5 separate regions of the Homo sapiens genome follow, and regions 1, 2, 4 and 5 are each linked to region 3. A link is a contact called in ENCODE Hi-C or POLR2A ChIA-PET data. All regions are on one chromosome and are shown on one strand. The core of a region is the stretch at or near the end of the contact, and the rest is flanking DNA. Distances in the headings are between cores, read along the strand shown.

Region 1 (5,496 bases), core at 200-2,699, 1.5 Mb before region 3:
TGTCTCTACTACTAATAAAAAATTAGCTGGGTATGGTGGCACATGTCTGTAATCCCAGCTACTCAGGAGGCTGAGGCAGGAGAATCGCTGGAACCTGGGAGGCAGAGGTTGCAGTGAGCTGAGATCGTACCACTGCACTCCAGCCTGGGCGACAGAGCCAGACTCCCTCTCAAAAGAAAACCCAAAAAAGCTGAAGTAGGACTACGTCAAAGGCCCACCTGGGCAGGCTGGTCCAATACAGGACAAGGGACCTAAAGATAGATGGTATTTCATTTGGACCTGCAAATGAGTAAGAATGCCAGCTCCGGGTCTATTAAAAACCCCGCTCGGATGTCTCCCACAGGCAGAGCTGAGGTGGGGCCTTGCCTGAGGCTTCCAGGGATGCGCTGGCTTCCCTTCCAACCTCCTTTTCAGACAGCTCTGCCCATTCAGCGGTTCCTAATGCAGAAAGAATGGGCTCCCCGGAGCCTGCCGGCTTCCTTACAGGTCACCGCTAATGCCCTGTGACAGGCCCTTGGCCCACCCTGCCAGGCGGGCCTGGGCATCCTCGCGGCGGCCCATCCCTCGGGGCCGATTCCTCCGCAGCCATTAACAAAGGGGGTCTGGGGACTGCCTCGGAACTAGGGGGCCGCGTGGAGTGGGATGTCTAGGCCAGGGCCCGCCAAGGAGGAGCGGCCGGCTCCCGCCTCCGGGCCTGGGCAGGCAGCGCTAGGGGCCGGTCGGGAAGCACGAAGGAGCCCGGCCGTGGGTCCGGAGGCCGCAGTCGATGGGGACAGTTGCGGGGCCGGGGGTACCCACCTTCTGCTCGACGCCCTGCAAGCCCTGGCCCAGCTCCTCCCTCTGCCGGGAGAAGTCCTGGTGGCTGCGCCGGACCTGCTGGACCTCCTCCAGGACGTGGTGGACGCACCAGCCCGAGAAAGCGGCCGCCGCCACCAGGGCGAGGTAGAAGAGAAAGTTGAGCGCCCTGCCGAGCCTGCGCGAGCAGGACGCCGAGGACGAGGCGGCGGCGGCGGCAGCGGCGGCGGAGGCGGAGGAGGAGGAGGAGGACTTGCCGCCGCCGCCGCCGCCGCCGCGGTGGCCGCCCTTGCCGTGCGCCTGGTTCTGCGGGTGCTGCTGCGGGTGCTGCTGCGGGTGCGGCGCGGGCGGCGGCGGCGGCTGCTGCGGCGCCGGCGGCGGCTTCTTCGCCACGTCATCCGCGCCGCCCGACGGGTGGGCACCCTTCTCCGAGGGGCTCGCGGCGCCGTGGCCGCCCTTGGAGCCCCTTTGTTTGGCCGAGGGCATGGCGGGCGCGGCGGCGGCTCGGGCCGCGGGCTGGGAGGCGAGCGAGCGCGGCGCGCGGCCCGGGAAACTTGCAGGGGCTCCCCCGGGACTGGGCGAGCGGCACGCGGGCGCTGCTGGCGTCGGAGCGGCGAGAGGACGCGCGGCCGGGGAAGGAGGCCGGGCCGAGGAGGCGGGAGGAGGGGGCCTGCCTCCGCCGCCGCGGCGCCGACCCCGCCTCCCGGTAAGGGAGGCCGAGCGAGCCGAGCCGGGAGAGCTTGCCACGCACGCCGGCCCGGCGGCCCCTCCTCCCCGCCGCCACGACCCCGGAGAGGGAGGGCCGGGCGGGGTCTACGGGGGCCGGGAAGCCGGCGCGGGGGTGGCTGGGCGCGGGGCGGGGTCCCGGCGGGGTCTGCGGAGGCCGGGGTGGGCACCGAGGTGGCCGCGAGGGGAGGGGAGAAGAGCGGAGCGGAGGGGAGGGGACGCGGCCGAGGTGGGGCTGGCGGCCCGGCGGGTTCCACGCAGGCTGGGGGCGGAGGGCCAGATCGACCCCAGCCGGGGCGGCCGAGCAGGGTCCACGGGGGTCGGGGATGGGCGGCCAGGCGGGGTCGGAGGGACGAAAGCCGGGGTGAACCTGCGCCGCGGGCCAAGCGCGACCCCCTCCCTTCCCGACCTGTGCGGAGAGGAGAGAAATGAAGGGGGGCGCCCAAGGAGCCCTGGCCCCGGGAGTGGGAGTCAGCGGGTGGGAACAGATCGCCCTTCCTTTCCGCTGGGAATTGGGGGACTCCCCCTGCTTTCACTCTCCCAGCCCGCCATGGGGTTGGGCCTTGTCCTTTGCCTTGGGTTTGAAGGCGGAGACAAAAAAGGCTGTCCAAAATCCAGCCAGCTTGGGAGGCATGGTTGATGCGAGTTAGCAAAGATTCTCGACTGTGGTAAGTCTGTTCAAGGGGACGCATTCACCAAGTGTCCCCGTTAGCCAAGTTAGCCTGCTGTGGCCAGCTCTTTACTTTTTCCCCCCGAAGCCCCTTCAGCTCTGTTTTCTCTTTCGGGGTCATGAAGTTTGTCCACGGCCCCTACTCCTGACAGCCTCTGGGATGGGTGCTGCGGAGGCAGCAGCAGCCACACAGAAAGAGGCAGATCAGCGTTGTCACCCCTACTTTTGTAAAAGGAAATCTGGTATTGCCAGGCTGTGTGGTTAGCGACTCACATATGTTCTCGAAATCTCACAAAAGCCCTGTGAGGTAGAAATTATTTTACCCATTTTATAGGAAGGAAATTGAGACTGAGCGAGCCGGCTTCGGATTGGCTCAAGGTCACATATAGTCATCATTCGAACCTCACTCAGTCTGCTTCTTTCTGAAGTCTGTGCAGCTTAATCACTTCAGAATGGGAAGGAAACGGGGGCCCAGGGAAGTTAAGCAACTTGCCCACTCACTCAGTCTAATTGGTGCCGGGGCAGGGACAGAACTCACTCAATTCCACTGCTTTCCCCAGTTTCTGGTGAGTGATGTGTGCCTGGCACTGTGTGCACCTGGCACTGTGTGTAGTAGGAATGCTGTTTCTTCTGTCTGTAACCTCCTCCCAGTTCTGTAAACAAAGACAAAACCATGCCCTGCCCTTAAAGCCTATAGGGTTCAAATGCCACCTCTTTGATGATGCTTTCCCTATAACACCATTTGATACCTCTCATGGGACTTAGCAAGTAATTGCAACGAGAGGCATATATGTTAGTTCAATATAGCAAACCTTTGTTGAGGGCCCACTGTGTGCCAGGTATGTCTCCCCTCCCTGAGGACTGGAAGCAACCATAGTTTATATTTCTCCTTCTTTCTCGCTTTATAAGGTGTTGCTAAAAGCCTCCAGTGAATGAATGAACACTTGTGTGCCTGCCCTCAAGGAGCCTGCACTACACTTGGAGATATATACAGAAACCTGTTGAGGGCTAACTTAGGTAAATTGGGAACATAAATGTAAAGAGATTTGGAAAGCAAACCATTGGCCTGTACATGGGCAGGCTTTGGGGGCAGAAAGACCTTGAGCAGTGCCTTGAAGAATGATTTGCATATGAGGAGAGCAGGGAGGATATTTCTGTGGCGGAAATGGGGTGAGCCCAGGACACCTGTTGGCCATGAGGGTGTGTTCTACATGTAGAGAAGAAAGAGATGAACTGGGTGGAGCGGGTCCAGATTGCAGAAGGCTATAGAAGCCAAGCTGGCAGATAGAAGAATCGCTATTAGTGTGGGAGGACAGAGTAAATTATAGCAGGTTCTGGACTAGAAATACAACCATCTGCCCCAGACAGAGAGGAACACCCTACTTCAGCTAAATACCAGGAGCTATTGTAGGAGCCTCTAGGTTCAACAGGGCACAGGTCTCTGACCTGTGGCGCGGGGAGACAGCAGAAGAAATCAGAAGACACTCATCACAGGAACCTTGTTTAAAAACTATTCAGCTGAGTTCGGGTTGTGTTGTTAAAATCTCTAGCGCGCAAAAAGAGGTTATCCCCCTTCAAGCAGTTCTCCATGTTAGGGGCAGAGGCAGTGATAACTGGTAAAGCAGCTTGCTGCCAAGATCTGGCCTTGAAAGCAAGAGCCCTACTCCTTTAGTGCTACCAAAGTGTGTGACCTTGAGAAGTATCCCTAAACTCCTCTAGATTTCAGGGTCACCCTTTCTGTAAGGTGCATCTTTAAGGACCTGTCTTATTATTAATCCGTTTCTTAGAGAAATAGTCATCTGATCCTTATCAAAAATAATTAAATGATATTTAAATTTTTAAAAATTGATCCAGGCCAAGTACAGTGCCTCACACCTGTAATCCCAACGCTATGGGAGGCCAAGGCAGGAAGATCACTTGAGGCCAGGAGTTCAAGACCAGCCTAGATAACAGCAAGACCCTGACTCCACCAAAAAAAATTTAGCTGGATGTGGTGGCACTCAGGAGGCTGAGACAGGAGGATCGCTTGAGCCTGGGAGTTCAAGGTTATAGTGAGCTATGATGGCACCACTGTACTCCAGCCTGGGCAACAGAGCAAGACCCTGTCTCAGGAAAAAAAAAAAAGCAGACTGTAGGCCAGATATGAGAATGGACGGTTTCTCAATTTTTACCTCTACTGAGCACTGAATGAATGAATAGAGAGTAGGACGATGGGACTGTTAATATTTTCAGCATTTCCCTCTCATTCTTTTCCTCTGGGAGATAGTACATACAATGGTTAAGACACAGGCTATAGAATAGACTGACTTGGGTTCAAATTCAGCTCCATGACTGACTTTGGAGTGTGACCTCTCTGAACCTCAGTATCTTCAGCTATAAGACAGGAGTAATTGCTACCTCACTAGGCCAGGTGTGGTGGCTCACACCTATAATCCCAGTACTTGGGGAGGCCGAGGCAGATGGACTGCTTGAGCCCAAGAGTTCAAAACAAGCCTGGGCAACAAGGCAAAACCCTGTCCCTACAAAAAATACAAAAAAAAATTATCCAGGCATGGTGGAGTGTGACTGTAGTCCCAGCTACTTGGGGAGCTGAGGTGAGAGGATCACTTGGGCCTGGAAAGTCAAGGCTGCAGTGAGCCCTGTTCACCATTGCACTCCACCCAAAAAAAAAGAACAACCTTGCTGTTATGCGGATTAGACAAGAGACACCATATGATACTGGGCATATGGCAATGCTCAGTGAATATTGGACAGCTAATACAATTTGCAGAGTCACTGAGGAAAAGTATAGCTTCAGAGAGCTTCTGTGTCCAGATTTCAACGATTTTCTTTCATCATTATTTCGTGGGGCTCCCAGGACCATATGTGGCTCACAAACCACAGGCTAGGATGTGTTTAACGTTAAAAGCAAGCAGTGTGTTTCTCTGAAGTGTGGCTCCACCATGGTGTTCGGTTACACCCAGAGGAGGAGGCTGGTGGGCAGTCATAGAAGTGCATCTTCCAGAGCAGGAAGGGATCAACAGCTCTTCCTGGAGACTTCCATTCTCCTACCCCAGTTTCTGAGCACAGCATGAATCTAGAGGAGTTTCTCTTCTGCTTTTCCTCCTAGTTTTGTTTCCTCTATCCCTTTTCCTTGCTAAAGTGTGTTGGATGGTCAGGAATGTGGGCGGAGAAGAGGGGGAGCTGGAGACATCTCATCCTTTCATCCAGCTTGTGTAAAAATGCCTCAGAACTCCCTCATACCACATGCACCATAAATTATAAGGTCAAGCTTTGTAAGCCTGCAGCCCTCTTGGCTTTTTGCA
Region 2 (5,278 bases), core at 242-2,741, 2.0 Mb after region 3:
AGGCGGCGGGTGACCCACTTGGGCCGGCCCTGGAGGTCCGCCGCGGGCGCCTCTCCCGGCGGGGTGGGTTGGCTCCTGGAAGTAGGCTAGGGCCCGTCTATAATCAGCCCGTCCGCTGGATACGCTCCCCAGGGTCTCCAAAGCCCTCCAGCCCGGGTGAGTACAGAGGGCATTTATTGAGCACTTAATGTGTGTTTTGAGTCCTTTACATGCAAGAATTCATTTTGCCCTCAAATCTACGCTGTAAGGTAGGAATTATGATGCCCCCCATTTCACAGACAAGAAACTGAGGCGCAGACCCGTGAAGGTAAATGGCCAAGACCAACAACCAGCAAGGGCAGGGCTGCAATCCCACCCAGTTTCGGTGGGACTCCAGGTATCACACGGGCATAGCCTGAGGGGTGGGGGGTCTGACTGCTGCTCTGCATTTCTGTGGGGATCTTTGTTATTATCCCGGAAAGCTGGCTTCCTACAGTGCTGTGTGATGGACACACAGCAACTGAGGGAACTGCCCCACCCAGGACTCAATTTCCCCATCTGTAAATGAGACTGCTAGACGGGCCGCCCATGGGCTGTGAGAACCCAGGAAGCTTCTTTAAAAGTAAAAGGGAAAGCACAGTATAGTTTGATAGATTCATATTTGAACCCCAGGTTGATGTGAAACTATGCCTCAGTTTCCCTATCTATTAAGTGGGGGAGTAGGCTAGTGCCTGTCTCCTGTGGGCGTGGGGTACGTCTAGAAGGTGTAGCTTGCAAATTGCTCAGCGCTGTGCTGGGTTATATAGTTAGCGCTCCACAGATCACAACTGTGATGCCAAAAACACATCGCTGCCAAAAATAAGCCTTAGGACAAAAACATCCAGGACCATGTCACTTCACATCTCCTTACCTCAGTTTCCTCTGTAAGTTGGAAGTATAATAATAGTACCTACCGTATCAGTTTTCTCATCTGTAAAATGGGGGTGATAGTAATACCCACTCACACGGTGTTGTGAGGATTAGATAAAATACTTTGCTACATAAGTGTTAGCTATAGTTGTTATTTTTAACAAATTCCTCATGAGGTTGGTTTTTGCCAAGATTAAATGAAATAATGCCGATAATGCACTTATACAGTGCCTTGTCCCAAATATGTGATCAGTAAATGACACTGGTTTTGCCACCCCTAGTGGGACTACAAAAACCAGCACGCCCTGCGCCCCCAGTCGGGGCCCCTCCACCCGGCGCCGGCGCGCAGCATGCCGGGAGTTGCAGTCCTCGCGAGGCAAGTTCCGCCTCGTCCCTGCTTGGGGGAGGAGGTTGGAGAGCCGCCCTGCCGGCCTTTGAATTTTGCCGCGAAAAGCGCGCGTGGCGGCCCCCGGCTCCGCCCCTCGCAGGACGCGGTGCCGCGTCACCCTGGTAACCGCCTCTCAGCCGCCGCTGATTGGGCTGGGCCGCGGGGGGCGGGCGGGGGACGAGACGCGGGGGCTGCTGCCGGCGCTCGCGCCTGTCAGTCGGGCCAGAGCGGAGCAGCGGGCAGGACTGCCTGGCCGGCTGCTCCGCGGAGAGGCTGCGCGCGCCGGCCGGGGGAGGCGGACAGCCGGGCCCGGCGCCTGTGGGGCGCGGCGCGCGGCACCCGGGCCTGAGACCAGGCGAGGCGCCGGCGCGCGCCAGACGGCGCGAGGCTGCGGCCCCGGGAGCCCCCGCGCGCCGCCCGGGGCCATGGGCGCGTGAGAGCCCAGCGCGCGCGGCCCCTGCTGCGGCTTGCGAGCTCGCACACCCGGTGCACAGTCCCCCGGGCCGTCCTCGTGTCCGTCCTGCGCCACTGGGATCGGCTGTTTCTCAGCGCCGAGGCCCCCGAGGCTGCATCCGAGCTTGCGTCGCCCGCTGCCGCCGCCGCCGCCGCTGCCGCCGCCGCTGTTCGCCGGCTTCCCCTCCCCCCACACCCGGGGCTCAGAGCAGGAGGAGGAGGGGCCGGTGCATTCTCGCCGCTGTTCTTTGCAACCTGCAGGGGCCGGTGTATGTCCGGCGAGGAGCCGGGGCCGCTGCGGGTGCGTGCAACCCCCGAAGGAGACAATCCCTCCACCTCGGGGCGAACCCGGGGGCTGCAAGCCGCGGGCGGGCGGGCGAGCGAGAGGAAGCAACAAAGACAGGCTGCAGCTGGGGCTGGCGAAAGGGGCCGCGGCCGCCGGGCTCCCAGCGCGGGCGGAGAGGGCGCCCTGGGAGCGGCGCGGGCCGAGCTGCAGCCTTGAGCGGGGCCCCGAGGGGAGGCGCAGCGCCGCCCGCCGGACGTGGCGATCACGGGCCCCGGCGAAGATGCGTCGCCTGAGCGCCCGCGCGGCCCCCGTCCGGGGCGGGCGTGACCCCTGCTGAACGGAGACCTCCCCTCCCCCCCGACTTCGGACGGCGCAGGCCGGCGCCAGGATAGCCCTCACCGACAGCGCCCCTTCCCACCCGGAGAGAGGCATCGACCCCCAAGGAGGGCTTCGTCAGGCAGCCTCTGCCACTCCTGCATGGCTGCGACCCGTCGAGCGGAGCGTCGTGGTAGCTGAGACCTGGTGCCCTTCGACGGCCTGGCTGATCCGGTGAGTTGTGCGGGGCGGGGTTCTGCGCTGGAGCTGGGGGCACCCCCTGGCGTCCGGGCAGCCAGGATTGGACAGAAGGGGTCCTAGGCTGTTGGGGGTCCTGAAGCAGAGATAACCCTTGTCCGCCCCTTTCCTCCCTCCAAACACAACTTGTTCAGATGGGCCAGCCGATGGGAGTGGAGGTTGGGGGGCCCATTCGGATTCCGCGGGACCCTGGGCGGGTTGGTTGCCAGAGAGGAAAGGTCACCCCACCCGTAAAGCTAACAAAGGTATTGGCTGTGTCATCCGAAAATTCCCCGGGAACTCCAGTGTCTTGGAAGGGCTGGGGGGTGGGGGGCACCCAGGATGGGAAAACGTTGAGGGTCTCCCGAGCAGCCTCTGAGATCTTCAAGGGAAATCACCTCAGAGGGGGATTTGGGGTTCCAGAAACGCAGGTGGCCACGTTTGAGAATTGTGCCCCATGGGGCTAGACCTTAGAGCCCTCGTTCAAACCACGTTCCCACAAATAACTCGCAGGGACGGTAGGTTCCCCAGTGGGGGCACGACATGACGTCAAACCTTAGCCTCTGATGTCACTGGGGTTGCCGTGGCAACACCACTTGCCTTGACCCAAGGCCGGAGGGGGCGGGGTCGTGGTAACAAGGGGCGGGGCTGGATGCCTTTGGGTAGTGGAGGGGTGAAGGCGGACTCCCCCCACCCCTACCATTGCAGTCCTCTGACCTAAATCCTTAGCGCCCCATAAGGTGGGGGAGGGAGGCAGTGCCAGCTGTCCCTGTTGATGCTCCTCCCCGCAAGGACAGGTGTTCAGAGCTTTGCCCATGTAGCCTGGCCTGTGCCTCGGGGCTCAGGCCTCCCAGACAGAGCAACTTTCTGTTTTGAAAAGAGATGCTATAGAAGAGACCTCCCTGAACCCCACCATGTACCCAGCTGGCAGGCTGAAGTTCCCAGGGTCCCCAGAGAGATGTGGGCCTCCGGCCCTCCAATAGGCTACTTCTGCTGGGGAAAATGTGGGTGCCCCTCCCCCAGCCAAGGAAGGTGCAGAGGAGCTGCTGCCTGCTGCACCCCTAGTCCAGGGGCTCCCCATGCTGTTCTACCCCAAGGTCAGGGGCCTTGGCCAACCTGGAACTCCTGATTGCCCCCTGCTCCTTCTGGTGTTTAAGAGGATTTCAACGAGCATATTGTGAGGCTGCTTAAGTGAATGGCGGGCAAGTGAGGCCCATCAGTGCCAAGGTCTGAATAAACTGTGTCTCTGTCAGGGCACCCCCAACCAACACACACCCCAGTACTGGCACGCTTCCCTGCAAAGGCCCAGAGAACCCCCAGCAAGCATCCTGCTGCTGGCTCTGGGATTCGTCTAGGTCCCTTCCAGCAATTATTGCCAGTGTCGGGTGCTGGTGAAACTGCTGTGATCACATTTCTAGGAAAAGGTTCGAAAACTGTCATTGCCTCAGCAGCGTGGGGCGGGGTAAGAGCAGAGAAAGTGTGTGTTCGGGTCATTAGGAGAAGCCAGGCCCCAGTCTATGCAGCGAGCATTTTCCCTGCTCTTCTACCAAGCTCTCTAGCTAGATTAACAGGTCAATAAATATCGGTGGAGCTGCTTTTGGGGGCTTGGCAGGGAGATGGTATTTCCAGCTGAAATGGTGTCGTTAAACACACAAGCTTCCAAGGACAGAGGAGCAACAGCAGATTGGGGGAGAGCCGGGAGAGGTGGGCAGAAGGGCTGTTTGCGCTGCCTCTCGAAGCTTCCCAGTTTAGAAACAAACTCGGAGTGCGCGCCAGAGATTCACAAACACAGGCAGTTGGAGGCCCTCTGCCGAGTATTTACACTTCCACAGCCAAGGCAGAGGGAAAGGCTGTCAGAATTGGGCAATTCCTTCTGTTCCCTTCCCTCATCTCCCTGGGCTTGGCACTCAGCGTGCCAGACGATGAGCAGGAGGGAGTGCCAGCTTTCTCAGCATCTCCCTATATGCCAGGCGTTTTACATGATCTCAGTTACTCCTTGGAGTGGCTCATACGCTGTGGCCCATTTTATAGCTAATGAAACTGAGGCTTAAACAGAGGAAGTGATGGGCTACAGGTGATCAGCCAGGCAGCTGCAGAGGTTCGGTCCTGAATTGCCCTCCTGGCTCCAGAGTCCTTGTGTCTTACCACCTCCTCCCATGGGGTTTGGGGGACACTCCTACTTATTGGACAGGGGTCCCTGCAGGCATCAGAGGCTATCAGCCATGGAGGGGGAGTCTGGCCCCACCAAGATGCTTTGTCCACACCAAAAGGCAGATTTGAATCCTCTCTTCCTATGACCTACAGGTCAGCGTTGAGTAGATTAACAACTTCCGCCCGGCCTTGTGGTCTGTCTGGTCCCCTCACCCCCAGGACTCCTTTCTCCAGCACTAGGGGAAAGAAGGTGTAGCTTGAAACTCGCTCCTTGTCACCTGCCCTTCTGGGCTTGCTTGGAGGGAGGCGGTGAAGCTGCCCCTGGCCGCCCCAGGGACCTTCTTGGGATGTAGATGGAGCAAGGGCAAACTAGTAGATGAGGTTCCTGACCCAGCCTGAGGGTCAAAAAGCCCTAGAGGAGAGGTGGCACATGAGTCATGAAGAGGACAAATAGGAATGTGCCAGACAGGAGTGAGAAGACTGTTCTGGGTGGCCGGAGTGGCCCTGGAGCAGCCAGTGATGTGTGTGGGCCCTCGTGCCTGATGGGGAAAGGGGCAGCC
Region 3 (5,050 bases), core at 2,551-5,050:
GCTTATTATTTCAAACCAGTAGTGTTTTAGGCAGCGCATTTTAACCTACTCAAGTAAATTTTACTAATCATTTTTAATAGGAGTTAAAGATCCAGATTATCGATGATGTGAAAAGCATCGTATTTTCCCCATTCAGCAACAGTTTACTAAGATTCTGTATCAGTATATTAATGTCCTCCAAATATTGAGGGTCATTATGTAAGCTTTGCTACCACTTCACTTAAAATGACTTCAAATCCTCACACCAATACTGCAACGTAAGATAGATGAGGGAACTATGGCTCAGAGAGGCCATGTCATATGCCCCAAATCACATAGCTATTAAGTGAAAGATCACAGATCAAACTGCAAAACACTGCCAAAAAGTTTTTCATTGCACCAAACTTTTTTTTAACTGCACCAAACTTTTTTTTTAACTACAGACTATTTTTGGCAAGGTGAAGAACCTAGGAATCACCTTTTCTATGCAAACCATCTTGCACTGCCATTACAAATGTCTTTCGAATAAGAGTAATACTGATTTGAATAAAACAGCACTGAAGGTTGTTATCAAAAAGTATTAGTTCTTATATCATAATTTAGAGACTGCCATACTATAAACATTACAGAACCACTAGGCTAGCCAACAGGTTACCCAAAAGGGGCTCTCTAATGACCTCCAGTCCTTACACTGGGCTTTATTCTCTGCGTATGGGAGGGGGTGAAGCAGAGAAGAGGAATCAAATGAGGTTACATATTCCTTAGCAGTGAAATCAAATCTAAATAGGTTTTTAATTCTGAAAAATGGCAATGCCATTTTATCAATCAACCTGAAAATAATAATAGCTAAAATTTATGGCTCCCTTACCATGTGCTATGTATTGGGCTAAGTGATTTATATGTAACTATCTCTCTTAATCTTCTTTTTTTTTTTTTTTTTTTTTTTGTTTTTGAGACAGGGTCTTGCTCAGTAGCTGCAAGCTGGAGTGCAGTGGCGTGATCACAGCTGACTGCTGCCTCTACCTCCTAGGCTCATGAGATCTTCCCACCTCAGCCCCCAAGCAGCTGGGACCACAGGCAAGTGCCACCATGCCTGGCTAATTTGTTTTTATTTTGCAGAGATGGGGTCTCCCTATGTTGCCCAGGCTGGAGGTAGGTATTATTCTTAATCCCACTTTAAAGATGAGGAAACTTAAGATTCAATGATGCTAGGAAACTTAACCCAGAATCACATAACCAGTAAGGAGAGCTGGGATTTAAATTCAGAACTAATTTAAGAAACCAAAGCTCTTAACTATAGTAAGAAAAAGACAATTACAATAAAAGAACTATATTGCCTTTTACACAGTTGCAATACATTAGGGCCTATCTACTTATATTGTGGCGTATATTTAAAGTTCCACATAGACCTGTTTCTTGCATTATTAGGTTTCACCCTTATCCCTGGCCATGGATCCCATAAAACTAAGCTCTAAGACATCAATAAAATGTAAAAGGCCAACCTAGTACCTTGTATAGAACAGACATTCTGAATTTTCTTATTTTATCGGATGGAGCTATGCAAACTCATCACCCTTACCAGAAAGACAGCTAGAAGCACCTGGCAAATGAGGTACACCTTATGAAGAACAGCATGCTAATAACAGTTTTTATTATGCTATAAAATAAAGCAGCCCAGGTGTGGTGATTTACACCTGTAATCCCACACTTTGGGAGGCCAAGGCAGAAGGATCGCTTGAGCCCAGGACTTGGAGACGTCCCTAGGCAACACAGTGAGACCCCTGTCTCTACTAAACATTTTTTTTAACTTAGCCAGGCATGGTGGTTCGTGCTTGTGGTTCCAACTACAGGGGAGGCTGAAGTGGGGAGGTCGGGGCTACAGTGAGCTCTGCCTGTACCTCTACACGCCAGCTGGGGTGACAGAGTGAGACTGTGTCTTAAAAACAAAAAAAGCAAAAAATCCCTGTAGCCTAAAGAAAACATATCTACCTTAATTTTGAAAGTTGCTGGGCTTGAGTTGGTTTAAAACAGACTTTTCCCTAACTCTTTATAGCTACAACCATAATTAAAACACTACAATCACTACAGCTGTAACAGCCTACTTAACAAATTGGTTACAATATTTTTTTAAAAGTACAACTACAAGTCTGCACCTTCAACTCTCATTCTGAAAATTCCTGAATATTTATTTAATTTCAAGATAAAAATCAGCATGGTGTTTCTAGGTTGACTCCTAGGCCTTCTCAAACCAGTTCAAACCAGAGTTTAATGCGAGAGGCTCAGCAGATTTCTGCTTTGTTGTGAGTCACTAAAACGTGATGACCTCAGCAGCCATAAACCAAAGGTAATGAGTATCCCACAGAGAGAAGGCAGATGAAGGGAATGTACAATATGATCCTCATAAGACTTTCTCATTCTAAAATGCAGTTCTATTCTCATTTTCTTTCTCCTATGAGATTCTAAGAAGCAATCCCGGAAGAAGGCAAGAATCAAGATACTAAGCTCTATCTTCCCTACTCATTTAGGGTAAAATAATTTCCTACACAGTTCTACAGTTTATGTGTGTGTTTCTAACTGACCTATGCAACCATCTGCCAGTTGCTGATTTTACACCTTTTTCTTCGCATAAAATATAATAAACTAACTGAAATGCAGCCACTTTGAAAAATGCAGTGGGGCTTCAATAATTTCAATGAATTTGTGCCTTATCTTCCTTATTCTAAACATACGGCCTTTGAAAGGGCCTTGAAAAAACAGCCAAATGCAACAATTTCTGTGGCCTGCTTCTGTACTTAAACATCAGCATGAAGCTTGCAGAATTAAGAACTTAATTCCCTCACTATCGTCCCTGCCATACCAGCAAAACTCAAGGTGAAGCATAATAAGATAACAATACACGTTGGAATCCGGAAAAATATATTAAACGCTCAAATAACTGAAAGACACAGGAAAAGGTGTCAACAAGCCAACAATAAACGTGTGGCTACTGGGAACAACTTTCCACATGTGGAGTAAATTAGGATGCATGAGATTACATTCCACCCAACACTAGTTTCTGGATTTGTTTCCTTTGCAAATCACACCTGTAACCTTCTCAATGGCACCAAAAACAACGGCACTGACCCTGGACACTCACTCGCCAGAGTTTCCAACGATGTCACCAGTGCTGAAGCCCACCTCCCTACTCACCTGTGATGCATCGGCTTGGGGCCAAATATCAGAGAAAGGAGCGCTCGGGTGGTGGGGAACAGGCATCAGGGTTTGCGTTCCAGGGTCACGTGCTACCACATCTTGCTCACAACCGCTGCACCGACGCGGCCACTCGTCCCCGGGGTCGCCCGGGGCCGCCCAACTTCTCCCGAGGGCCGGTGGCCGTGCACCCCGCCACGGGTTGGGGCATCTCGGGGAACACCTGGGGCCTTCCGTCCAGAAGCTTCGGGAAGGGGGCTGCCCAACCTGGGGGAGTGGGGACAAGAGCGGTCACCAAAACCACAACAAGGTCGCAGCCCCCATCCCAGCTACCCGAAAGCCCCAGGCGCTGCCGACACCGCCACCCAAGGGCTGTGGATTAGCCCGCCCGCGGCCCGCAGGCCGGGCCGCCGCGCCCCGCCCCGCTCCGGCCGGGCCCGCGCGCAGCCCACCTGCCAGCTGCGCTGGGGGCGCACGCGCCTGCCCCACTGCTTTGTTCCTCATCCGGGCAGAGTTCGCCTCGGGGCCCTGCCCGTCCGCTCGGCCCCCTCACCCCGGGGGCCGCTGCCCTAACGTTTCCCGTCCCGCCCGGCCCTTCCCGGCCCGCGGCCTCCTCTGGGCCGCACCCTCTGCGGCGCGTTTCCGGATCCTCAGCCACTCTCAGCGCCCGCCGCTCCGCCCCTCGTGCGTGCGCCCTCCCCGCCGCGGCCCGCAAGCGGCGCCCGCGCACCGCGTCGCCCTTCTCCCAGCCCAGGCCCCTCCGCGCGTGCGCACGGCAGAGGCACTGGCCGCGAGAGGCTCGGCCGGGAGTTCCGCGTCTCCATCCGGCCGGGTAGAATCGAGCGCCGAGCGATCGGCCCATGGTTGCTAGGCGACCAGGGCTGCTGTTCCTGCAGGGATTGAGTTTTGAATCCCCTAAATCCCGCAGACTCAGGATTTCGTCTTCATGACATTCCCCTACTAGAGAAGCATGGGTCCACACAAAGCCCCCAAAATTCGAAGTATGGGATTTGGCCCCGAGGGTTGCCTCTGCTGCCCAGGAGGAATTGGGATTCTATCCTGAATATTTTCGGCCGTCTGCTACACCTGAAGGCTGCCCAGTTTCCCTGCTTCCCGTCGTAAATGCTGGGGTTTGGGATTTTAAACAAAATTTCCTTCCCCTTTTCTCTGCCCTCAGTTCTCTACTGCGCGCCAGGCACTGTGCCTAACGCTAGGAGTACCGAGATGGCTTTAAAGGAAGGTGGTCCCAAGCTCCTGAGCAGTAGACGTTGAAATTACACCACACTGCCTGGTGGCTCCCTTACACCAGCAGAACAGCAGACCCAGGAATTCTTCCTGTCATTCACAAAGCGTCTGTTGAATTACATCTCAAACCTAGGGATACAGAGCAAGGCACAAGCCCTGACCTTCACCTGCCTGCAGTCTAGTGGGAACTGATGAATTTTGAAAATTCAGTCTAATGTGAAAGGGTAGAGGCACATGCAACCTTTTGGACGAGAGCTGGGAGGGGTGTCAACCCCCATAATGTTTCCCTTCGTTTACTTCTCATGGGGGGAAAGCACATTCCAGATGAGGAAACTTCACTGAACATTGGCAGGCAGGTCACATTGGTTTTGCTCTCTGTTGACAACAAATAGAAATCTAAATCAAGAAGGTCATCATCTCAACTGAGAGACAGTATTCCCTGAAATGCCACTTCAAATCTGGAGCCTAGAGAATGATGATGTATCTTATTACCGGCCGAATGCTTTCACTAGGTTTGGGTTTGGATGTCTGTTCTTTTGGAACAATTTTATTAAGTTGAGAGGTGAACATAAAAATCAGGTCACATAAATGTAAGAGCTAAAACCATAATACTTACAGAGGAAAATAAAGGCAAAAA
Region 4 (5,102 bases), core at 847-3,346, 1.7 Mb after region 3:
TTAATCAGTATCTCAGAGATGCGGAGGGGTGGCTGATCAGTCACTAGTGTTTAAAAAGCTCTTTGGGGGATTCGGATGTGGGACCAGGGCTTACTGCCACCTAGCTAAGGTATTTAACCAGCTTTATCTAAGAGTTGCCAGGGATGTGAGGCAAAGCATCACCTCAGGGGATTCCTACAGCAAAGAAGTTTAAGAAACACTGTATTGAGGCTTGTATAAAACCTTCCCAAACTGAGGGCATTTCTACAACTCAGAAAAGTCTGCTGTTACATTTCAACTAAACTAAGTCACATAATTGCAGCATTTTACATCCAAAATTTGCTTATAAGACAGCTACCGCCAATTGCAACTTCCATCAAATGACATTCTCTCCCTGTGTTTAATACACAAACTCTTGGTCTATTTCTCTCAATGTTCTAGTGAGAAAGATGTTTATCATCAACCCCACTTTTTTGGGGAGAAAACTAGGAATCACACCTATAAGAGCCCTCTGACTCCCAACTCCTTTGCCCCTTTCATTACACAGTCCAAATCAAGAAATCATTAGTCTAATCCCTTGCAGGGCTTGTTAAAACCGATAGATGGGCTCCACCCCAAGAATGTCTGATTCAGTAGTCTCTGACAGGGCTTGAAATTTCAGCCATTTTGAATAAGTTACCAGGTGTTGCTGCTGGTGGGACCAGAGTTTGAGAACCACTGGTTTATGCTGCCTTCTTCCCATCCGCTGGTCCTTATTTTGCACAAAATGGAGCGGACTAGTCAACGTCAGCTACAGGATAACTGACTTTTCTTCAGCAGCGTCACTGGGACTGATTTTCCCTTAAGACTGCACTTTCCAGGGACGTGACAAACAAGCAAGCAAGTAGAAAGAAGATCTGGGCCAATCTTTGGTCATCTCTACCCAGGGACAATGAGCTACTCAGGGAACAGACCCTTGAGGATCCCAAGCAGACAAACCCCACAGCTGAGAGACAGATCTTGAAACATCCTCCGCTCCTTAGGCGTGGTCACCTCTGGCCTCAATGGAAGTTACAGATAGGTACCCAGGCGCCAGCTGAGGCACTGAACTCCGTGGCGCAGGTATCCTAACCTCAGGCCCCTGGCATCTCTCCCCAGGATTCCAAGCACTGAACGCACATCAGCCTGCTGGGCTCTCTCGATTTCTTTCCCTCACTGGGCCGTGTGTTCAGACGCACCTGGGAGCCCCTTCCCCACTTCCTGGAAACTCAGCGACTCCAGCCACAACCTCCAAAACGCCAAACGCTCCGCCCCAAGGAATCCTACCTCACCTTCTCATAACCTGCCCATTCATTCTCCTTCATAATCCTCCAAATCCTCATTTTCCACCCCCAAATGTCCGTTTTCAATTGATATCTCTTTGTTCTCCTCGCAATCACCAACTCCCATCTCCAACCAGCACTCAGGACTCACTTGGAGACACCCCTTCCTCACGCACACACGTATCTACTCCGCAAGCCCAAATGTGCTTCCCGGATTCCTAACCGCCAGGGAGCCTCCCTACCACCACCCCCGCCCCTAATTCTCCACCCAAAGCCCTTCCCCCACCCCGGGCCTTTCCCCTAACCAATCCCCCAAATGCCTCTCCACTATCGTGACTGCCCCTCATCACACCCCCTCCTCTCGGTCCCTTCTTATACTCTGCTGCTGCCCAGCTCCCTCGGCCGCCCTCAACCCCTAGTCCATGGGCACCGCCCTCCCTACCATGAAAAGTCGGAGGACGCAGGAGTCTCCAAACCCGGACTGAGAGAGGCAGGAAACACCCAGCTCACGCCAGCCGGGGGCGGAGGCGGGGCCGGAGCGATAACTTCCGCTGTCCGCACCCCACTTCCGCCCCGCAGAGGGCAACGTCTTAAGCCGTCCGTTGTGCGCCTAGGGGCCAGTTTTCTTTCCAGCCTCCCCGGCCGGAGTGGGTTCCAGCTTTTCTCGGCTGGGGAGGGCATTTATCCCACCTCCGCTATTTCAGCTGCCAGAGGGGAGGCAAGGTGTGGGGAAGTTTTCCTTCCCGGGCGAAGAAGCTCTGCGGAACTGTCATTTTCCGGAACTGGATGCTTGCTTCCTGGCGGGGTTCTGAAAGCGAACACCGCGGGGCAAGATGGCGGTAGTGCGTCGGCTGCTGCCCCGGGTCTGGCAGAACTCGGGTGTTTTGGGCTGAGACAGTGGCAGCTGCGGCCCCGACCCCAAGTGCGGGGACCTCCGGCGAATAAAGGTCGGCCTGCGGGTAGGCCGGTAGGGCCTGCGGTCCGGCCTGCGGGAGAACTGGGTCGTCAGTCCTCCGAGTGGTGGGGCTGGGGACTTTGAGGGAGTTGGCTCTAGGGCACAGTCCCTGCCTGGCCAGGTCGGAGGAACAAGTGCTGGGATCTGGCGTGTGTGCTCCAGGGGCTCTTTCCGCGGCCCTTTCCACCTCTTTTCACTTTGGGGACGGTAGGCCTTTATAAACGGACTAATGCTGGGTGATTTGTTCCTGTGGTTGTTGATGCCGAGGAAAGACTCTGGGCCCCAGGACTCACCTAAACTGGAGTTCGAATACTGTTCGCTCGCTGTGTGACCTTGGGTGAGTTCCCTCACCTCTCTGAGCCTCAGTTTCCTTCTGTGTAAATGGAGTAATTAGCAGGTTTCACAGAGGGTGTGAATACGTTTTAGTACCGTGCCTGACACCTAGTTCTGAATAAAGAAAAACTTGATCGTAATTTAACTCCAGCTTAGCCCCCACAGGCAATCTTGCACTCTCAACTTCTCTTTGCTTGGCCATTCTGTGAACGGGGGAGCCCTGGATCTTGTTTGTTTTACTTAGTGATAAATAACTGTTTTGGATATACATGGATTCAGATTCAAAAGCATCCACCTTAGATAGGCTGTAGCTTTCAATAAATAGTAGCTGTTAATATGAATAGTCTCTTTAAGTCGTGTTTCCTATTCTTTAAATAAAAATTAGATTATTGAGGCTGGCCACGGTGGCTCACGCCTGTAATCCTAGCACTTTGGGAGGCCGAGGCGGGCGGATCACCTGAGGTCAGAAGTTCAAGACCAGCGTGGCCAACATGGTGAAACCGCATCTCTACTAAAAATACAAAAATTAGCCGGGCGTGGTGGCGGGCGCCTTTAATCCCAGCGACTTGGGAGGCTGAAGCAGGAGAATCACTTGAACCTGGGAGGCGGAGGTTGCAGTGAGCAGAGTTCGCGCCGCTGCACTCCAGCCTGGGCAACAAAGTGAGACTCCGTCTCAAAAAAACAAAGATTATCGAGAACTGATAGAGCTGTTGAAAAGACAAGTTGGTTAAATAATCTGTGCAGTGTCTGATACACCGTCTGCCCAGAACAAGTGGTGGTGGTCATTAAACCTGGTGGCCCAGCTTTTCCTACTGCACAGGGACAATCCTCTTGGCTTAGTCAGCAGTTGGTATTTATGATGCTTCAGCTTTGGAAATATAGAGGTAAGACAAGAGTCTGAATCCTGCCTCTTAGTTATTACAGCCTTGACTCTGCCACATACTAATGGTCTAGACTGGAGTAGATGAGATCATGAATGATCTTCTCATAGGACTCCTCTCCTTATTAGATGAGATCACTTATAAAGGACTTGACACATAATGGGCACTCATTTACTTTTTTAAATGATCTTGGTTATCACCAACCTCTTATTTTCTAATCTTTCTACCTATATGATTCTTGTTTCCCTAACTAGATTGCAAGCTTCTTAAGGACAATACAATAAAGCTCACTTACATGCTACATGCTTTTAGATATCCTATATTAATATTTTCCCATTTAATCCTAATCACAATGTTGTGATGACTAAATTGAGGTACAAGAAGGATAAATGTTGCATTTAATCCTTTCAGCAACCCTAGGACATAGACACTATTATTACCCTCGATTTACACATAAGGAAACTGAGGCCTAGAGAGGATAAGTAACTTGGCCAAATGTCGGATAGAAGGAGTACTAAAAAGAACCAAGGCCCGCTTTCTCTGATGCAAGACTTTTTCTGCTGCGCACAGCCTTTTCTTTGGTTCTCCATGGCATTTAGCAAAATAAGTACTTAATAAACACTTGATTGTGTGTTTTATTAATTGACGAACTATAGTATACACTGTGCAGGTGGAGAAGGTATATAGGAAAGGATGAGAAAAACTGTAAAGTGTAGGCTATTATATGATATGAACAGAAATCAACCAATAACATTGCTGAAGGGATAATAATCTCAAGGAAGGGGATAAGAGTAATTTCTTATTCTGGGAGGGCCCCTGGGAGAAGTGAAAGTTTTAAGATCGTCTTACAGTGCTTAGGTACAGTTTGCATGCAACTTTGTTTTTCTTTTGGGAAGAGGCTCCCTCTTCCCCTTCTAATTCCATGGACCCTCTGCCATTGAGGCACTGTCTGCATGTCATGGAGGGAGCATATCATTGTGCTTGTGGCTTGGGCCCTGCTCTTTTGCAGTCCTGAGGAGCTTGAATCTGTTACTCACTCTAAACAACAGGGCCAGGAGTTCATAGCCCAAGGGACAGGACTGGTGAATCTTAGTGCATTTAAGATAGGAAAAAAGTTAATGGGTGAGAAATGTCAGACTGCCAGCATTATTTCCTACCCAGAGAACCTTAGTAACTGTCCAGGTGGGAGCCTCTGCTGAAGAGTTTTTTTTTTTTTTTAATCCTTGTGTCTATAAAAATAATACACCAGTTAGACTTCCTGACTATACACTCTACAATGTGCACTCAAGTACCTCCATAGGTACCTGATAAGCATCATCACATTTAGTCCTCATTATCAACCTCTAAGCCAATTAATAGATGAAGATGGAAAGACTCAGGGCCCAGTGTGGTGGCTCATACCTGTAATCCTAACATTTTGGGAGGCCAAGGCAGGAGGATCTCTTGAGCCCAGGAGTTTGAGACCACCAACCTGGGCAATATAGCGAGACCCCACCTCTACAAAAAATTTAAAAACTAGCCAGATGTGGTGGTATGTACCTGTGGTCCCAGCTACTTGAGAAGCTGAGGTGGGAGAATCGCTTGAGCCTGGGAGGTAGAAGCTGCAATGAACCATGATTGCACCACTGCACTCCAGCTTGGATGACAGAGCGA
Region 5 (2,500 bases), core at 1-2,500, 1.8 Mb after region 3:
TATTATTTTGAGATGGGGTCTCACTCTGTCACCCAGGCTGAAATGCAGTTGCACGATCTAGGCTCACTGCAACCTCTGCCTCCCAGGCTCAAACAATCCTCCCACCTCAGCCTCCCGAGCAGCTGGGAGCACGGGTGTATACCACCACACCCAGCTAATTTTTTTTTTTTTTTTTTTTTGGTAGAGACGGGTTTCACCATGTTGCTCAGGCTGGTTTTGAACTCCTGAGCTCAAGCAATACTCCTGCCTCAAACTCCCAAAGTGTTGTGATTACAGGCGTGAGCCACCGTATCTGGCCTATGATTATTTTGTTCACAGACAGGGTCTTGCTCTGTTGCCTAAGCTGGAATGCAGTGCAGTGGCATGATCATAGCTCACTGCAGCCTTGAACTCCTGAGCTCAAGTGATCCTCTGCCTCAGCCTCCCAAGTAGCTAGGACTCTTAACTCTATCCTACCCAAATTTTTATCTTATACTCCACCAACTCAGGGCCTCTTGCAGGAAAAGAAACCTGAGCCACTTCCATAGTATGAGGCTTCGAGTGTACTCAGAGATGAAGAATTGCCAAAATACAGCTCAAAAAGTGGCATTTTCAAAAAACAATGTAAACAACTCAAGGACATAGCTCAAAATTAAAATGTGACATTACAAGCCCATTCGAAGGTTAATTTCCTGGATCTGTGAACTAAATTAATCCATTATTAATCCACGGTACTCTAGAGGTTCTGAGGTCTGGGTTGAGGTGCAAGTTTCAAGGAATATGAGGAAAGCCATCTTTAGAAGGTGCTGGTGTATCTGGGACCTGGGGAATAAACTGCTTTGGAGATTGGTCACAATCTGAGTCGAGAGCCCTCCTGGCCCACATGGGATATGCCCTGCCCTGCCCGATGATAGCGGGACTTCATTGGGACTTAGGCAAAGACTACCTGGTCTCTGGCGCCCACGTGGCCCACGTTGCCATGGTGACGTCAGAACAGCGTGGAGACGTCACCTGACGGTTGCCGCGGTGACCTCACGGCGGTGTGACGTACCCATGGCGACGACACCACGATTCACGGCAGGTGTTCGAGTTGCCCTTCCCGCCAGCCACTCACCTGTCCCCGTCTTCCACGCCCTGAGGGCCGCGGCTCTGGAAACGGGGATACAGGAGCCTGGCGGCGCCGAAGCACCCGCGCAGGCCAAGACGGCTCCCCAGGCCAAGACGGCTCCCCAGGCCGCACACAGCCATGAGCCAGGCTGCTTGACGGGACCTGACCCCGCCAGGTTCCCGTCCAGTCCGCGGGGTGACTCCACCCACAGCTGGCCGCGCCACCGCTCAGGTTTCAATTTTTATTGGTTCGCAGTTCTCACCCCAGGGCGGGACACTCCCAGGGACTTGTTTCCCATTGGTTTAACGGAAGGAGCGGGGCGGGAAAACCCGTGTCGGCTTGGCTGCAACACCTATTGACCAATGTTCAAGCCTATTGGTAAAGGTACTCCGGGCTCGCGCGCTCTGATTGGCTGGCCTGAAGTACAACGCCTCCTCCCCTTGAGGCACGGGCGCTCTGGGTTGTGGGAGTTGGGGAGCTGCTCCGGCTTCGGCGCGGAGGGGCGGCGGCCGGGGAGGCGGCGGCGGCGGCAGGTGAGAGGCCGGGGTCGGGCGGCCGGGCGGCGCGAGGTCCTAGACCCAGGACGACGCTGAGCCAGGCGTCCAGCTTCTGTGGCTCAGTTTACCCAGCTCTGAGAGTCTTGCCCCGAGGGATCGGCGACCTCAATCTGACAGTCGTGATTTTGAGCTTGACAAGCAAGGGGATTCCCCGCTCTGAGCCTCAGTTTTTCTAAGAAATGGGGATCACGATAGTACTTAGCTCATAGTACACCTGAATCTTAGCGTAAGGTAATCTACGTAAAGCCTTAAGCGGAGGATAATTTTGCGTTATGTATAAAAGTGTAAATTGCACACACCTATAGACCCTGCAAGCTCCTTTCTAGGACTCTGTCCTGCAGAAATACTCATTTAAGTGTGCAAAACGAGGCGTACTGGGTGTTTTCTGCAGCCTTGTTTATAATTGTGACACATTGGAAACAGCCTAAATGTCCAGCAAAGAGTTCTTTCTGCTCCATGATTTCATGTAATTTCTACCTTTAATAGTAGTAGTTGTAAAAGCTGAAACGAAGAACAGAGCCAGTAATAAGTAGCTCTCAGTAATTGAATGATTAGTAGGTGCCAGACACCGCCAAGTGTTTCCCTTGCGTTAATTTAACCTTCCTAACATCCACCGAGGTAGGTACGGTTATTTTCTCTCCATATAACGTGTGGGGAAACCGAGGTTCTTAGCCATTTAAGTGAGTTAACTAAGATGACATCACTGGGGAGTGGAAGAGCTGGCATTTGAACCCAGATCTGTTGGATGTGTCCAGTTGACTCCTGCATTGCCTTTCTGGTACGTAGCAAGTGCTGGACGGTAACTACCTTTTTTGTTATTATGATGGGCTTGAACTAGGTGTTCTAAGATCTCTTC

The links. Hi-C counts contacts between places; a loop is a spot of excess contacts on that map. ChIA-PET counts read pairs that join two places held with the same protein, here RNA polymerase II (POLR2A). Pooled maps may share reads with other maps.
Region 1: a map of CD8-positive, alpha-beta T cell shows a loop between it and region 3 (7-fold over the local background). The contact joins the promoter of CKAP4 here to the promoter of PRDM4 in region 3. A Hi-C loop is called at or near these places in 1 of 168 maps with a recorded cell type or tissue (CD8-positive, alpha-beta T cell) and 6 of 50 pooled maps. POLR2A ChIA-PET finds 5 or more read pairs at or near these places in 1 of 52 experiments (activated B cell).
Region 2: a map of CD4-positive, alpha-beta T cell shows a loop between it and region 3 (13-fold over the local background). The contact joins the promoter of FAM222A here to the promoter of PRDM4 in region 3. A Hi-C loop is called at or near these places in 2 of 168 maps with a recorded cell type or tissue (CD4-positive, alpha-beta T cell and CD8-positive, alpha-beta T cell) and 10 of 50 pooled maps. POLR2A ChIA-PET finds 5 or more read pairs at or near these places in 1 of 52 experiments (GM12878).
Region 4: a loop to region 3 is called in a map of CD8-positive, alpha-beta T cell, with 13 times the contacts of the local background. The contact joins the promoter of UBE3B here to the promoter of PRDM4 in region 3. A Hi-C loop is called at or near these places in 3 of 168 maps with a recorded cell type or tissue (CD4-positive, alpha-beta T cell, CD8-positive, alpha-beta T cell and naive thymus-derived CD4-positive, alpha-beta T cell) and 7 of 50 pooled maps. POLR2A ChIA-PET finds 5 or more read pairs at or near these places in 1 of 52 experiments (activated naive CD4-positive, alpha-beta T cell).
Region 5: a map of CD8-positive, alpha-beta T cell shows a loop between it and region 3 (11-fold over the local background). The contact joins the promoter of MMAB here to the promoter of PRDM4 in region 3. A Hi-C loop is called at or near these places in 2 of 168 maps with a recorded cell type or tissue (CD8-positive, alpha-beta T cell and naive thymus-derived CD4-positive, alpha-beta T cell), 1 of 37 single-sample maps with no recorded cell type and 8 of 50 pooled maps.

The regions. Positions count from the first base shown.
Region 1 is chr12:106,246,571-106,252,066 of GRCh38, forward strand. It overlaps CKAP4 (cytoskeleton associated protein 4), which reads right to left and starts at 1,450. Exons shown (of 2, transcript NM_006825.4): 1 at 799-1,450. The coding sequence starts at 1,281. LOC124903008 (a long non-coding RNA gene) reads left to right here and starts at 1,702. Exons shown (of 2, transcript XR_007063443.1): 1 at 1,702-2,189; 2 at 3,101-5,496. RefSeq lists silencers at 596-685, 1,346-1,655, 1,686-2,025.
Region 2 is chr12:109,712,334-109,717,611 of GRCh38, forward strand. FAM222A (family with sequence similarity 222 member A) reads left to right here and starts at 1,492. Exons shown (of 3, transcript NM_032829.3): 1 at 1,492-2,564. RefSeq lists an enhancer at 1-517 and silencers at 1,223-1,552, 1,583-1,632.
Region 3 is chr12:107,757,337-107,762,386 of GRCh38, forward strand. It overlaps PRDM4 (PR/SET domain 4), which reads right to left and starts at 3,801. Exons shown (of 12, transcript NM_012406.4): 1 at 3,621-3,801; 2 at 3,169-3,435. The coding sequence starts at 3,179. PRDM4-AS1 (PRDM4 antisense RNA 1) reads left to right here. Exons shown (of 5, transcript NR_120474.1): 4 at 939-1,056; 5 at 2,436-2,632. RefSeq lists silencers at 3,352-3,461, 3,512-4,091.
Region 4 is chr12:109,475,538-109,480,639 of GRCh38, forward strand. UBE3B (ubiquitin protein ligase E3B) reads left to right here and starts at 2,097. Exons shown (of 28, transcript NM_130466.4): 1 at 2,097-2,572. KCTD10 (potassium channel tetramerization domain containing 10) reads right to left here and starts at 1,763. Exons shown (of 7, transcript NM_031954.5): 1 at 1,723-1,763. The coding sequence starts at 1,725. RefSeq lists enhancers at 676-1,411, 1,920-2,009.
Region 5 is chr12:109,572,254-109,574,753 of GRCh38, forward strand. MMAB (metabolism of cobalamin associated B) reads right to left here and starts at 1,251. Exons shown (of 9, transcript NM_052845.4): 1 at 1,094-1,251. The coding sequence starts at 1,227. MVK (mevalonate kinase) reads left to right here and starts at 1,541. Exons shown (of 11, transcript NM_000431.4): 1 at 1,541-1,620. RefSeq lists enhancers at 641-1,142, 1,143-1,642 and silencers at 1,402-1,531, 1,552-1,781.